Linked DNA regions of Homo sapiens: region 1 is linked to region 2. Evidence: read pairs that join two places in POLR2A ChIA-PET (ENCODE). Cell type or tissue: endothelial cell of umbilical vein. All regions are shown on one strand. Each heading gives the region's core, and the rest is flanking DNA. Links, peaks and the distances in the headings are about the cores only. Region 1 overlaps KLHL24 (kelch like family member 24). Region 2 overlaps MCF2L2 (MCF.2 cell line derived transforming sequence-like 2).

Evidence for each region. Peaks named below come from ENCODE experiments on the same cell type or tissue, not always from the same donor. Only the 100,000 strongest peaks of a DNase experiment are listed, where the experiment ranks them.
Region 1: POLR2A ChIA-PET joins it to region 2 with 6 read pairs; 3 of 35 experiments call an interaction of 5 or more read pairs at or near these places.

The regions. Positions count from the first base shown.
Region 1 is chr3:183,663,708-183,666,623 of GRCh38, reverse strand. It overlaps KLHL24 (kelch like family member 24), which reads right to left. Exons shown (of 8, transcript NM_017644.3): 5 at 1,585-1,703. Among named protein-coding and RNA genes, the nearest start is that of KLHL24, 30 kb to the right of the region's middle. In endothelial cell of umbilical vein, for the core only: no CTCF peak of the experiment used is centred there; a DNase peak (open chromatin) is centred at 1,513.
Region 2 is chr3:183,279,801-183,282,716 of GRCh38, reverse strand. The region is part of intron 14 of MCF2L2 (MCF.2 cell line derived transforming sequence-like 2); the gene reads left to right. Among named protein-coding and RNA genes, the nearest start is that of B3GNT5, 28 kb to the right of the region's middle. In endothelial cell of umbilical vein, for the core only: no CTCF peak of the experiment used is centred there; no DNase peak of the experiment used is centred there.

The sequences.
Region 1 (2,916 bases), core at 289-2,788, 380 kb before region 2:
TTTGGGATGCTCAATGAATATAATGAAAATATTCCAAAATATGAAAAAAATCCAAAATATTTGGCCCAGTGCAGTGGCTCATGCCTGTAATCCCAGCACTTTGGGAGGCTGAGGCAGGCAGATCATTTGAGCCCAGGAGTTCAACACCAGCCTGGGCAATGTGGAGAAACCCAATCTCTACAAAAAATACAAAATTAGCTAGGCATTGTGGTGTACACCTGTGGCCTTGGCTACTTGGGAGGCTGACGTAGAAGGGATAGTTTGGGTCCAGGAGGTCAAGGCTGTAGTGAGCAGTGATGGCACCACTGTACTCCAGCCTGGGCAACAGAGTGAGAACCTGTCTAAAAACAAAAGAAAAAAAAAATATCCAAAATCAGAAACACTTCTGGTCCCAAGCATTTTGGAAACTCCACCTGTAGTTGCTTTTAAAAAGTTTGGAAACTGGCTAGGTGCGGTGGCTCATAACTATAATCCCAGCCCTCTGGGAGGCCGAGGTGGGAGGATCACGAGCTCAGGAGTTGGAGACCAGCCTGGCCAACATGGCGAAACCCTGCCTCTACTAAAAATATAAAAATTAGCCAGGTGTGGTGGCGAACACCTGTAATCCCAGCTACTCAGGTGTCTGAGGCAGGAGAATCACTTGCACTGGGGAGGCAGAAGTTGCAGTGAGCTAGATAATGCCACTGTACTCCAGCTTGGGCAATAGAGTAAGAGACCTTGTCTCAAAAAAAAAAAAAAGTTTGATTCTCAGGTTCCTACAGACAGTAGATGGTTTAGAACCCAAATAATGTATTGTTTATAATAATCATTAGCTGCAGTCAAAAATAGGTTTTCTTTAAAAATGTGAGTTTTTTTATTTTTATTTTTATTTTTTTGAGATGGAGTCTCGCTCTGTTGCCAGGCTGGAGTGCAGTGGTGCGATCTTGGCTCACTGCAACCTCCGCCTCCCGGGTTCAAGCGATTCTCCTGCCTCACCCTCCTGAGTGGCTGGGACTACAGGCACCCGCCACCAACCCCAGCTTATTTTTTGTATTTTTAGTAGAGATGGGGTTTCACCACATTGGCCAGGATGGTCTCGATCTCCTGACCTCATGATCTGCCCGCCTCAGCCTCCCAAAGTGCTGGGATTACAGGCGTGAGCCAACGTGCCTGGCCTGTTAGTGAGTTTATCTTAATATTTATTTAAAATAAAAAAGATAAAATACATGACTTTGGACAAATATATCTCTGCCTGACTTGCAAAGTTAGTAAAAAGAAAACAAACTGCGTGGGTTAGACATTGGCCTGTCTGTATTTGATGTAACTCCTTTATTTTCCAATGCTTCTTAGGCATTTGGACTTCAGTGATGCATGAGAAGAGAAATGTGCTACACTGCCATGAATTCCAAATTAGGAGAACAAAATATCCATTCAAAAGTACAGTGTCATATTGTTTATATCTTTGGTTTATCTATTGAGGTTAGAAATGGAAGGAAATACAATTTGAATCCAAAATACCCAGAGGGTGAGTAAAATGAAAGATTCAGCTGTGGTATTTACTTTGGAAAGGTACCAGCAATAGTAATAAAAAGTGGTTTCTCTTACTTTACCAAGGAGGACAGCCATTTTGTGACGCCATCTGCCTTTATTGAGAGAGGCAACTCTGATCCAAATATTTAACTGTGAGTTATAAATCCAGACATCACGGCTGTTGATTCTTCCACCTTGAAATGCAAAACAATGCACACACGATAATTTATCATGATATAGCTGTCACCAAGAGATCTGTGCCACCAAGGCATAGGTAAAGAAAACATGGAATTCATTCATCTAATTCAAGAATTTGAGAATTCAGCTCAATAAATAAAGACCTCTTGAAATTTAATGGAAATAGTTCTACAGAGAAAATTTAAACTTTACCAATTGTTATCTTGATAAGTGATAATTATAGATCCAAAATAATTAAATATAGGATGTGAATTTTACAAACATAAAAGATTGTTAATTTAAGAGTAAGACATCAGAAGCACGCAAATAATGGTATTATTCTAAAGGTTTTTTTTTTAATTGACCGATTTTTCAAAAAGCATACTATTGTAAAAAATAAAGTATGTATTGTTATATTTCTCAGTGTGGATAATATATATAATAATCTGCAAAGCTGGTGAAATTATTTTACCAATTAACAGACTTCCCATCATAGATACTATAGTTATACTTTGTACAAGTCTGTCATTTTATTTTCTAATTTTAAAGGTAACATATCACAATCATAAAGAAGTTCAAGTTAAGAATTTTAAAGCAAATCTTATTTCATAAACTTTGCGGAGAATTTCAGAAAACATGGGTGAATTAGAAATGCTTAATTCTATGAGTACTTCTGACTTGCAAAGAGGTAAAGTTTAAAAAATTACAGCATATTCTACATGCATTTGAGAGCATTTAAAATATGACATGATTAAAGGTATCTTCTGGTGGATCTTTTGTAAATCATTCCATGTCATCTTGTACCTGTGTTTTTTTTGTTGTTGCTTTTTGTTTGTTTTTTGTTTTTGAGGCGGAGTCTTGCTTTGTCACCAGGCTGGAGTGCAGTGGCGCGATCTCGGCTTACTGCAATCTCCGCCTCCCGAGTTCAAGTGATTCTCCTGCCTCAGCCTCCTGAGTAGCTGGGACTACAGTTGCCCACTACCACACCTGGCTAATTTTTGTATTTTTTAGTAGAGATGGGGTTTCACCATGTTGGCCAGGATGGTCTCGATCTCCTGACCCGGTGATCTGCTTGCCTCGGCCTCCCAAAGTGCTGGGATTACAGGCGTGAGCCACCGCGCCTGGCCTTGTACCTGTTTTTAAGAGCAAAAAGTCATTCTTGGTTTTATTTGTTGTAAACTGATCTTCCTCAAGTGGGAGTATTCACATTTCACTATTTTAAGACACTGT
Region 2 (2,916 bases), core at 167-2,666:
AAAATTGTTACAATGAAATTTATCCATGGAGCTTAAAATCAGATGAAACCAAACAGCCTGAGAAGATTCAAAGATGTACGGGCAGCTTCCTTTCAGTGTCCTTGGCACACTTACTGCCTTTACATTTTCTTGGTTCGGGAATGGGAAAGAGTTATCACATAACATGTTTCTCACTTCCTGATATTTTAAACAGAATTACATATTTGCAAATTTATTAAAACATTTGCAGTCAGCTTTATAAGAAGATGTTTTTCCTGTAAACAAACTATTGCCAATAGCGTTTAGAGTATTAGTCCAGACGATGAGGTCAGGAGATCGAGACCATCCTGGCTAACATGGTGAAACCCCGTCTCTACTAAAAATACAAAAAATTAGCTGGGCGTGGTGGCGGGTGCCTGTAGTCCCAGCTACTCGGGAGGCTGAGGCAGGAGAATGGCATGAACCAGGGAGGCAGAGCTTGCAGTGAGCTGAGATTGCACCACTGTACCACAGCCTGGGCGACAGCACAAGACTCTGTCTCAAATAAAATAAAATAAAATAAAATAAATAATAATAATAATAAAAGCCAATTTAACCAGTAAGTAAATTGAACTCATTACTAACAATAGTAGCTGGGAAATTTAAGATCTTAGGGATTAAAAAGACCCTGAGGCTGGGGGTGGTGGCTCATGCCTGTAATCCCAGCGCTTTGGGAGGCTGAAGCAGGATGATCGCTTGAGCTCAGGAGTTCGAGGCTGCAAGCTTCAGGAAGCTATGATCACACCACTGCCCTTCAGCCTGGGTGACAGAGCAAGACCTTGTCTCAAAAAAAAAAAAAAAAAAAGACCCTGTGAAAATTTTGAAATAGGCAAAATTGCATTTAGGATCCAGTCTCTTATCTTTCTCTATTCATTTCTCATTTCCACAAAGCCTCAGGAACACTGAGGCTTGTTCCTCAAGCCTGCCCTTCCCCTCCAACGGGGCTTCAGTCCATACGATGTCCTAAAACCTTCCTCTCCTCATCCTTTCCTCCAGGAATCGCCCTCCCAAGGCAGCTGATCTGGACTAAAGGTAGAGGCAGTCTGAGCTAGTTCACCACAATGCATGAATGATGGGCAGTCCGAAAGCCCTTTAACTCTCCTGGAAATAGTTGTGGTTTTAAAAAGGGGACAGACTGCCCAGTTTTCCAAAGGAATATTTAAGTGGCTTTTGCGGCCAATGAAAATGGAAAGTAGGAAAAGAAGTGCTAGGAAGAGCCAGGGAGATGGAGCAAATAGGGCAGACAAACCATCTGTGAATGTGCTGCTAGGGTAGATTCTCTTCCTGTTCTCCATATCAAAACCCAGTGAGTTTCCAAAAAAAAAAAAAAAAAAAAGGTGAGGTTCCCCCTCTTTTGCCCGTCAGTTCTGGAGAGGAAGACAGAGCCACTCATTCCTGTGGCTAGTATTTTTTACTCTGGGGCTGCGTCATGTAGAACACCCTGGACTGAGGCTGTGGGCAAATGCCTTTGCCTTTATTTCCTTCCCTTCTTCTCACCCTTCTCCCCTGCATCCCATTTGGTAGAGAACGTTTTGATAATTATTGATTCTTACTTGACATACCTTTTCACTTTATTTCTCATTTCCATAATTAATTTACATAATTAATTAATTAAATTTACAATGCCAGAAAATGCTGAACCTTTAACATTTTATTATCATTCTCTATGCTTTAAACAAAGAAGGTGGCACGGGCCCTTGAAATCTGCTTTTTTTTCTCTCCTCAGAATTGGGCCTAATAGCTCCTGTTTTTAAGAAAATTGATTATAATAGTGAATAATACTTTCACCTTAAATTACCAGATACCCTTGTTTTTGTTTGTTTGTTTGCTTGTTTGTTTTTTTTTTTTTTTTTGACAGAGACTCACTCTGTTGCCCAGGCTGGAGTGCAGTGGCGTGATCTCAGCTCATTGCAACCTCCGTCTCCCGGGTTCAAGCGATTCTCCTGCCTCAGCCTCCCGAGTAGCTGGGAGTACAGGCGCGCACCACTATACCCAGCTAATTTTGTGTTTTTAGTAGAGATGGGGTTTCTCTATGTTGGCCAGGCTGATCTCGAACTCCTGACCACAGGTGATCTGCCCCACCTTGGCCTCCCAAAGCGCTAGGATTACAGGAGGGAGCCACCACGCCTGGCCCAGATACCCTTGCTTTAAAAGAGTTGGAACTGAAATCACTTTCTACACATTCCTAAAATCACAAAGTAAAATCATTTAACTTTGGGGAAAAGTTAATTTAATTTTGTTCAAAGGTTGGTATCTCCCCTTTAGGGAAGAAAAAAAAAACAATTTCAATAATCGATTGAAAATCAGCTATTGGGACTTTTCAAAATCTAAGTTTAAAAAGGGTTTATATGTCCTTTGGAGAAACTGGAAAAATATAATTTTTTTACAAAATTCCTCTAGGCGTTTTTTTCAATTTTGAGAGCATGCATTTCTTCAAAATATAGGGGAGAAAGAACAATTAGATTATAAGTGTTTTGGAAAGATGTAAGAAGTTACCTTTCAAGGTGCTCCTGGAGAGCCTGCGTGTTGGTAAGCGTCACTTTGAAACTGGAGAGGCTGGAAGTGGGGAGGTGGAGGTTTGTGGGGTGGATATGGGGGTTGGGGCTATGTGAGGGGAGTTGGACCCAGAGCAGTTCCCTGTCTCATTGCCACCCCCTCCTTTTTTTTTTTTGGAGACGGAATCTTGCTCTGTCGCCCAGGCTGGAGGGCAGTGGCACAATCTTGGTTCACTCAACCTCCACCTCCGGGTTCAAGTGACTTTCCTGCCTCAGCCTCCTGAGTAGCTGGGACTACAGACATGCGCCACTATGCCCGGCTAATTTTTGTATTTTTAGTAGAGACGGGTTTTCACCATGTTGGTCAGGCTGGTCTTGAACTCTTGACCTCGTGATCCACTCG